Linked DNA regions of Homo sapiens: region 2 is linked to region 1. Evidence: read pairs that join two places in POLR2A ChIA-PET (ENCODE). Cell type or tissue: Panc1. All regions are shown on one strand.

What was found. Peaks named below come from ENCODE experiments on the same cell type or tissue, not always from the same donor. Only the 100,000 strongest peaks of a DNase experiment are listed, where the experiment ranks them.
Region 2: POLR2A ChIA-PET joins it to region 1 with 8 read pairs; 5 of 35 experiments call an interaction of 5 or more read pairs at or near these places.

Annotation. Positions count from the first base shown.
Region 1 is chr18:57,820,962-57,825,961 of GRCh38, forward strand. No RefSeq gene overlaps it. Among named protein-coding and RNA genes, the nearest start is that of ATP8B1, 20 kb to the left of the region's middle. RefSeq lists a silencer at 2,083-2,283. In Panc1, no CTCF peak of the experiment used is centred here; no DNase peak of the experiment used is centred here.
Region 2 is chr18:57,634,265-57,639,264 of GRCh38, forward strand. All of the region lies in intron 1 of ATP8B1-AS1 (ATP8B1 antisense RNA 1), which reads left to right. Among named protein-coding and RNA genes, the nearest start is that of ATP8B1-AS1, 6.4 kb to the left of the region's middle. In Panc1, no CTCF peak of the experiment used is centred here; no DNase peak of the experiment used is centred here; H3K27ac peaks cover 673 bases.

The DNA of each region.
Region 1 (5,000 bases):
GAGCTGTATAATTATTTCATTATATATTACAATGTAATAATAATAGAAACAAAGTGCACAATAAATGTAATGCACTTGAATCATCCCAAAACCATCCCCCACCCTGGTTTGTGGAAAAATTGTCCTCCACAAAACCAGTCCTTGGTGCCAAAAAGACTGGGGACTGCTGGGCTAGAGAGAGGGGTTAGAGGGAGTTCGTGTTTAATGGGGACAGAGTTGTTGTTTGGGAAGATGAAAAATTTCTGGAGGTGGATGGTGGTGATGGTTGCACAATCATGATTGTACTTAATGTCATTGAACTGTATACTTAAAAATGGTTAAGATGAGGCCCAGTGCAGTGGCTCACACCTGTAATCCCAGCACTTTGGGAGGCCAAGGCGAATGGATCACCTGAGGTCAGGAGTTCGAGACCAGCCTGGCCAACATGATGAAACCTCGTCTCTACTAAAAATATAAAAATTAGCTGGGTGTAGTGGTGGGCGCCTGTAATCCCAGCTACTTGGGAGACTGAGGCAGGAGCTTGAACCTGGGAAGTGGAGATTGCAGTGAGCCAAGACTGCACCATTGCACTCCACCCTGGGCAACAAGAGCAAAACTCCATCTCAAATTAAAAAATAATAATAATAATGGTTGTGATGGTAAATTTTGTGTTGTGTATATTTTCCCACAATAAAAAAATAATGTGCTGAAGATGCTTCTCAAAGTCTTGCCTGCTATCCTGCTACTTGTTCATCAATTGCAATTTGGCCTGCCACCTACCTTCTTGAGGCTTGTTCCTCAAAGTATGGTCCCTGGACCAGGAGCAGCAGCAGTTGGAAGCTTGTTAGACATGCGGCATCTTGGCCAGATGCGGGGGCTCATGGCTGCAATCCCAGCACTTTGGGAGGTCGAGGCTGGCAGACTGCTTGAGCTCAGGAGTTCAAGACTAGCCTGGGCAACACAGCGAAACCCCATCTCTACAACAAATATATATATATATATAAAAATTAGCCAGATGTGGTGGCATGTGCCTGTAATCCCAGCTACTTAGGAGGCTGAGGTGGGAAGATGGCTTGAGAGCAGGAGGCAGAGATTGCAGTGAGCTGAGATCAAGCCACTGCACTCCAACCTGGGAGACAGAGCCAGACGCTGTCTCAAAAGAAGGAAGGAAGGAAGGAAAGAAAGAAAGAAATGCAAATGACTTAGGCCAGGTGTGGTGGCTCATGCCACTAATTCCAGCACTTTGGGAGGCCAAGGTGGGAAGAGCATTTGAGGCCAGGAGTTTGAGACCAGCATGGTCAACATGGTGAAATGTTGTCTCTACTAAAAATATCAAAATTAGCTAGATGCGGTGATGCACACCTATAATCCCAGCTACTCAGGAGGCTGAGGCATGAGAATCACTTAAACCCTGGAGGCAGAAGTTGCAGTGAGTCAAGATTGTGCCACGGCCCTCCAGCCTGGGTGATAGAGCAATACTCTGCCTCAAAAAAAAAAAAAATGAAAATGATTTATATGCAGGTTAAGGTTTGTGGAGGGCTGTTCTGGATCAGTGGTGGGCAAGTCTGCAGGCACACTGGAATCACCTGTGGAGTTTTAAAATTACTGATTTGATTGGTTTAGTGTGGCCAGGCATCAGGATTTACAACTGCTCACATTAGAATTCAAGTAATTCTAGTGTGCAGCCAAGGTTGGGATCAACAGATCTGGATTATCTTTTCTTCTAACCCTTCAGTGTTTTCACACTTTTCTCATCTCAGTGAACACTTATTTCCTGGGGCATCATTTCTGCTTGATTCTTTTTAATCATTTCAATTCCTTTGTTAAATTTATCTGATAAGATTCTGAATTCATTCTCTGTGTGATCTTGAATTTCTTTGAGTTTCTTCAAAACAGCTATTTTCAATTATCCGTCTGAAAGGTCACATATTTCTGTCTCTCCAAGATTAGCCCCGGTGCCTTATTTAGTTTGTTTGGTGAGGTCACTTTTTCCTGGATGGTCTTGATGCTTGTGTATGTTTGTTGGTGTCTAGGCATAGAAGAGTTAGATATTTATTGTAGTCTTTGCAGTTTGGGTTTCTTTATATTCATCATTCTTAGGAAGGCTTTACAGGTATTCTAAAGGACTTGGGTGTTGTGATCTACATTTGTGGTCACTGCAGCTGTATCTGCATTAGGTGCTACCCCAAGCCCAGTAACACTACGGTTCTTGCAGAGTTATAGAAGCCTTGGTGTCTTGGATAAGATCCAGAAGAATTCTCTAGATTACCAGACAAAGACTCTTGTTCTCTGCCCTTATTTTCTCCCAAACAAACAGTCTGTCTCTCTGTGCTGAGCTGCTTGGAGCTAGGGGAGGGGTGACACAAGCACCCCTGTGGCCACCACCACTGGGACGGTACTGGGTCAGATCAAAAGCCAGCACAGAACTGGGTCTTGCCCAAGGCTTGCTGTAACCACGACCTACGTTCGCTCAAGGCCCTAGAGTTCTCTAATCAGCTGATGGTGAAGCCAGCCAGCCTTGTATCATTCCCTTCGGGGTGGCAAATCCCCTGAGTGGGTCCAGAGATGCTATCCAGGAGCTAGGGCCTGGAGTTGGAAACCTTAGGAATCTATCTGGTGCTCTATTCTACTGCAGCTAAGCTAGCACTGAAACCACAAAAAAAATAAAAATAAAAAAAAAATAAAAAAGCTCTTCCCACTCTTCCCTCCCCTTTCCCCAGGCAGAGGAGTCTCTCCCCGTGTCCACCACTCACCACTCCCACAGGTGCATAGGGAAGGTGACTGACTGCCAGGACACCACCAATGTGCCCTTAAGGCCCAAGGGCTCTTCAGTCAGCTTGTGGTGAATGCTGCCAGGCCTGGGACTCACCCTTCAGGGCAGTGGGCTTCTCTCTGGGCCAGGTTAGGTCCAGAAGTGCAGTCCAAGAGCCACGGCCTGGAATTGAGGACCCCCAGAGGCTGCCTGGTGCTCTTCTCCACTGTGGCAGGCCTGATACCTAAGCTGCAGGACCAAGTCCCCTTTATTCTTCTTTTCTCAAGCAGAAGGAGTCTCTCCTCAGAGCCACTACAGCTGGGAATATGCTGCGTCACATCTGAAGCCAGCACATCTCAGAGTTTCTCACCCGGGGCCCACAGCATATCCTACCTGGCTACCACTGCTGATTATTCAGGGCTCAAGGGCTCTTTAGTCAGCAGGTGATGGATCCTGCCAGGACTGGGTCCTCCCCTTCAAGGCAGCGGATTCCCTTCTGGCCCAGGTGTGTCTAGAAATGTCATCCAGGAGCTAGTGCCTGGAATAGGGGCCTCCCGACTCTGCCCAGTGCCCTATCCTGCAGCTGAGCTCGTATCCAAGGTGCAAAACAAAGTCATCTTTACTCTTCCCTCTCCTCTATTCAAGCAGAAGGAAGGAGTCACTTTCATTGCTGCAAGCTGTGCTGCCTGGGATTGGGGGAGTACTCCCTTAGCACCCGTGACTAGTGTCTCACTAGGTTGTGTGCCCCCACAGTACCCTGGCTCCAAGCCCAGCGCAGCACTAGGACTTGCCTGGGATTTGCAGCCTTTGTGGCCTAGACAGCCTTTTAAGTTTATTTAGGACCCCAGGGCCATTTAGCCCATGGTGGCAAGGCTTACCAAAACTCAAATTCCAGCCACTGGTATGGGCAATGTCCCTCTGGCTAAGGCTGGTTTAAATGCTCCCTCCATAGGCACCAGCTGAGTTCTGCCCTGTGCTGGCAGCACTGAGTTCTAATGCAAAGCCCCAGCCTCTGCACTCCTCTTCCCACAAGCACACAGTTTCTCTCTCTGCACTAAGTAGCCACTACTAGAGGATGGGAGAGGGGTGGCATCAGAGATTCAAGACTTTCCTTTCTACCCTCTTCAGTGCCTCTGTCAGTGATATGAATTTAAAACTACGTATTGTGATTGCTAACCTGATTTTTGGTTCTTATGAAGGTGCTCTTTAGTGTAGATAGTTGGCAAATGTGGCGTTCCTATGAACAGAACAATTGCTGGAGGCTTCTCTTCGGCCATCTTGCTCTGCATCCCTCCTTGGGGCTTGCTTGCTTCCTTCCTTCCTTCCTTCCTTCCTTCCTTCCTTCCTTCCTTCCTTCCTTCTTTCTTTCTTTTGATGGAGTCTCACTCTGTTGCCAGGCTGAAATGCAGTGGCGCAATCTCAGATCACCACAACCTCCGACTCCCTGGTTCAAGCGATTCTCCTGCCTCAGCCTCCCAAGTAGCTGGGATTACAGGCACGTGCCATCATGCCCAGCTAATTTTTGTATTTTTAGTAGAGACAGGGTTTCACCATGTTGGCCAGGCTGGTCTCGAACTCCTGACTTCAAGGGATCCGCCCGTCTCGGCCTCCCAGAGTGTTGCGATTACAAGCGTGAGCCACCACACCTTGCCATTAGCCACCGCGCCTGGCCAGTTCTGTTTGAAAAGTCTGAAGTTTTGTTTGAAAAGTCTCAGCTAGGAGTGGTGGCTCATGCCTATAATCCCAGAAATTTGGGAGACCAAAGCGAGAGGATCGCTTGAATCCGAGAGTTCCAGACCAGCCTGGGCAACATGGTGAGATCCCATCTCTTAAAATAAAATAAAATAAAATAAATAGCCAGGTGTGGTAGCAAGTGCCTGTAGTCCCAGCTATTTGGGAGGCTGAAGTGGAAGAATCACTTGAGCCCAGGTGATCAAGGCTGCAGTGAGCTGTGATCATGCTACTGCACTCCAGCCTGGGTGTCAGAGAGAGACTGTGTCTCAAAAAAGAAAAGTCTCATCCTCTTGGTTTTTTTCATAATCTAAATGCATGCAAGAGAGAGACTTCTTGTGACCTCATTAATTGAGCCCCTCATCAGGGCATGAAAACATTTATATTGATTCGTTTTCTAGATAACTAAAACTTACCACTTTTGTGACAAAAAAAAAAGTTCAAAATTGTGATCATTTGGATGAAAATATCTAAAATGGGCCTGGCGTGGTGGCTCACGCCTGTAATCCCAGCACTTTGGGAGGCCCAGGTGGGTGGG
Region 2 (5,000 bases), 190 kb before region 1:
GATCCTCCCACCTCAGCCTCAAAAGTAGCTGGGACTTCAGGCACACACCATCACACCTGGCTAATTTTTTTTTTTTTTTTTTTTTGTAGAGACGGGGTTTGGGGGTTTTGCCTTGTTGCCCAGGTTGGTCTCGAACTCCTGGGCTCAAGGGATATGCCCACCTTAACCTCTCAAAGTGTTAGGATTACAGGTGTGAGCCACTGCGCCCAGCCCTATTGCTTTTTAAAGGTACAATTAACTTTAGCCCAGGCTAGCTTTTTCACTGAATTGATCTGGGTACGATGTGGGGTTTGGGATAGCTGTTCAGAAAGGTGAAGACAGAGTCAAAGAGAGAAAAACATTTTCTCTATAGAGGTGGGGAAACTTTCAGAGAGAATTAATTGTGTCCTCTAAAAGCAATGAAGTCCGCTTGGTTAGTTTGAAGAACGATCATGTATCAGTTTATAGGAATTGAGACTTTTTTTTTTTTTTTTGAGATGAAGTCTTTCTCTGTCCCCCAGGCTGGGGTGCAATGGCATGATCTCAGCTCACTGCACCCTCCACCTCCCAGGTTCAAGCAATTCTCCTGTCTCAGCCTCCCAAGTACCTGGGATTACAGGCGCCTGCCACCACGTCTGGCTAATTTTTGTATTTTTAGTAGAGATGGGGTTTCACCATGTTGGACAGGCTGGTCTTGAACTCCTGACCTCAAGTGATCCGCCTGCATTGGTCCCACAAAGTGCTGGGGTTACAGGCGTGAGCCACCATGCCCGGCCGGAGTTGAGGCTCCAAGGGGTCTCGGGGGGTCTCAGAAGCTCAGCTGATGATATCTTAATCAGGTTTGGGTTTTTTTTTTTTTCTGTTAGAACAGGTCATAAAAATACTTTCACCCCAAGCCACAAAATCCTATAAAATAGCTCAGTCTTTGACAAATACAGTGAATATAAAAGAGCTCTTTTGAGTTTCTATTTACTCAAGATGTTTGCAGTGATAAAATCTTGATATAAGTTTTCTAGAATCTTGAACTTTCAAAGCTCCTTTAGAAACAGTCCTTTGTGTTGTTTTTATTAAACTCTTCAATGAACACAAAGTTTTTATGTTGTTCACACAAAATTTAAATAAGGAAGCTGAAGGTAGGTGGGAACCCCCAAATGGATGGTAATAGAAAACCTCCTATAGCATTTCCATAGACTGGTTTATTCATTATGCAGCTTGGCTCAGCAGAACCATTTTATAATGAAACTGCAAGATGACTCCCAGTGGGCAAATCAACCTCTATTCTAAAGGTTGATTCTTGTCAACTGGGAGAATTGATTCCTGATGAGAAATGCTAGACTAAAAAACCCTCCCACATTCACTTCACAAGCCAGATCCAATATCTTTAATCCTCTTATGGAAAAGAAACAAGGAGACATTTCAGGGCTTACAACAGCCTTCCAGAATAATTGCAACAGTCTCACAGCATCAGGGGCCAAAGGAATATTGACATCTTTCCAACTGGAAATCCTAAACCGGTTATCTGGAGTGAGACAATCTATGTCTTAAACTTGGCCAGAGCACCTTGGATTTTTTTTTTTTTTTTTTTTTTTTTTTTTTTTTTGACGGAGTCTTGCTCTGTCCCCCAGGCTGGAGGGCAGTGATGTGATTTTGGCTCACTGCAACCTCCGCCTCCTGGGTTCAAGCGATTCTCCTGCCTCAGCCTCCCCGTAGCTGGGACTACAGGCATGCGCCACCATGCCTGGGTAATATTTTTGTACTTTTAGTAGAGACAGGGTTTCACCATGTTGATCAGGCTGGTCTCCAACTCCTGACCTCAAATGATCCACCCACCTCAGCCTCTCAGCGTGCTGGGATTACAGGCGTGAGCCACCGCGCCAGGCCAGCACCTTGGATTTTAACCACCATCCTAGATCAGGAAGTTTAAATTTCTCTCCATGTTAAAATTTTCCTTTCTCATATTGTTAATACATTACTATTTGATTAATACAAATTACTATTTGTTAATACAAATACATGCTATTTGATTCAGGTTTTGAAGCAAAATTCCTGATAATTTTAAAACTATGAGAGTTATTTCTTTCTATGCATCTTATTGCTGAGGTCATCTTAGCTGATCATTAATTGGACAATATAGTGGTAAATCCATACTGGTCTTTGACTCTGAAAACATTCTTTCAAATTCCATTGGTGCTTTCCACTGTTTTGACACGACTTTAAGATGTTATCCAGACTCTTCTGAGCGCAAAGAATATGTGTCTGCATATAAATGGCCTAACAAAACACACCACTCTGTCTATAGCCATGAACAGGAAGTCCCCATCTCTGGGCACTGCCAGTCACCCAAGAGGACAATGTGAAGAGCTGGGGTTGCTGCTCTAGGGAGAAGCTTGTGGGCTTGGGCGAGTTTCAGTTTGGGAGTCTTTGTGACTTAAGCAGGAAAAATATTAACTCAGATTACTCCCTTTGGCCTAAAAATCATTTCTATTTTTTATTGTTTAATTTTTGAAATAGAAAATGTATTCATATGGTTCAATATTTTTAAAGTATGAAAAGATAATTCAATATTTAAAAGTCTCACTCCTCATAACAACTGTAGTCTCTTTTTTTTTTTTTTTGAGACGGAGCCTCACTGTGTCACCCAGGCTGGAGTGCAGTGGCGTGATCTCGGCTCACTGCAACCTCTGCCTCCCGGGTTCAAGTGATTCTCTGCCTCAGCCTCCCGAGTAGCTGGGATTGCAGGCATCTGCCACCACGTCCGGCTAATTTTTATATTTTTAGTAGAGACGGGGTTTCACCATGTTGGCCAGGCTGGTCTCGAACTCCTGACCTCGTGATCCACCCGCCTCAGCCTCCCAAAGTACTGGGATTACAGGCGTGAGCCACCGCGCCTGCCCTACTAGTCTCTTTTATATCTAGAGATTCTTGTTGAAAATATGACTATATTCCTCTAAATCTACCTCCTTTATTCCTTCCCTTAAAACGGCCTTTTTTTTTTTTTTTAGGCATAAATAATATACAACAGCCTGGGCACTGTGGCTCATGCCTGTAATCCCAGCACTTTGGAAGGCTGAGGTGGGCAGATCGCCTAAGGTCAGGAGTTCAAGACCAGCCTGGCCAACACGGTAAAACCCCATCTCTACTGAAAATACGAAAATTAGCTGGGCATGGTGGCGCATGCCTGTAATCCTAGCTACTCAGGAGGCTGAGGCAGGAGAATCTCTTGAACCTGGGAGGCAGAGGTTGCAGTGAGCCAAGATTGTGCCCCTGCACTCCAGCCTGGGCAACAGAGACCGCATCTCAAAAGGAAAAAAATATATATGACAAAGTGTACACATTTAAAATGTGCAATTTGATATGTTTTAACATATGTGTATACCTGTGAAACCATCACCACAATTGGGGTTAGGGAAAAAATCCATCACCCCAAAAAGTTTTCTTTTTTTTTTTTGAGACAGAGTCTTGCTCTGTTGCCCAGGCTGGAGTGCAGTGGCCTGATCTTGGCTCACTGCAAGCTCCGCTTCCCAGGTTCATGCCATTCTCCTGCCTCAGCCTCCCGATTAGCTAGGACTACAGGCACCCACCACCATGCTCGGCTAATTTTTTGTATTTTTAGTAGAGACGGGGTTTCATCGTGTTAGCCAGATGGTCTCGATCTCCTGACCTCGTGATCCACCGGCCTCAGCCTCCCAAAGTGCTAGGATTACAGGCGTGAGCCACCGCGCCTGGCCTACCAAAAAGTTTTCTCATGTATTTCCCTAGTGACTAATGATGTTGAGCATCTTCTCATGTGCATTTTTGCTTTACCTGTATCTTCTCTGTTGAAGTATCTGTTCAGATCTTTTGTGAGGACAAGGTACGGGGTTCCAGGTAGGGATCCAAGTTCATTTTTTCGCATGTGGATATCAAATGTCCCGGCACCATTTATTGAGATGGCCATCCTTTCTCTACCTCATCGCTTTTGTAACCTTGTTCAATATCAGTTGTCCATTGATGTATGGATTTATTTATGGACTCTATTAGGTTCCATTGATCTATCTGCCCTCTTTAAGCCAATACTATGCTGTTTTGATTGCTATAGCTTTATAACAATTTTCTCTTTTTTGGCCCTAATTTCACATTTATTTTATTTTTAAAATTTTGACTTTTATTATAGACTAAAGGGTATATGTGCAGCTTTGTTGCATGGGTAAATCGCATGACTCTGAGGCTTGAGGTCCCAGCGATCCTGTCCCCCAGGCAGTCAGCATAGTACTTAACTAGTCGTTCTTCAGCCCATGCTGGTAACAACTTTCAAAATCAAGTAGTGTTCTTCCTCCAACTTTGTTTTTCTTCTGCAGAGTTATTTTGGCTATTTTAGGTCCTTTGCATTTCCAGATGAATTTTAGAATCAGCTTATCAATTTTTACCAAAAAAAGAATCTCATGGGATTTCAATTGGAATTGCATTGACTCTACACATCAATTTAATTGCCTCCTCTTGTTTCTTTTTTATATGAAAGGTTGTCCCCATACACACAGTTCTGCACCTGGCTCTTCACACTCCACAATGAATGGAGATCTTTCATTCTTCTCCCTTAGCTCCCATTATAGTTTCATTGTATCCTTTTGTTGGGATGGAACTTATTTCATTTAACTGTAGTGAAACTGATGGATTGCTAGCTTACTGCTGATATTTTGCTATTACAAACAGTGCTGCAGTATAATCACTGTACGTGTCATTTCCCTTGTGGGCAAATATATCTGCAGGATGAATTTGAGAAGTGTGATTGCCAGGTCAAAGGGAATATACATTTAACATTTTACTGGCAAGGGCCAGGTGCGGTGGCTCACGCCTGTAATCCCAGCATTTTGGGAGGCTGAGGCGAGCGGATCACAAGGTCAGGAGATTGAGACCATCCTGGCTAACACGGTGAAACCCCATCTCTACTAAAAAAATATACAAAAAATTAGCCGAGTGTGGTGGCACCCGCCTGTAGTCCCAGCTACTCGGGAGGCTGAGGCAGGAGAATAGCTTGAACCTGG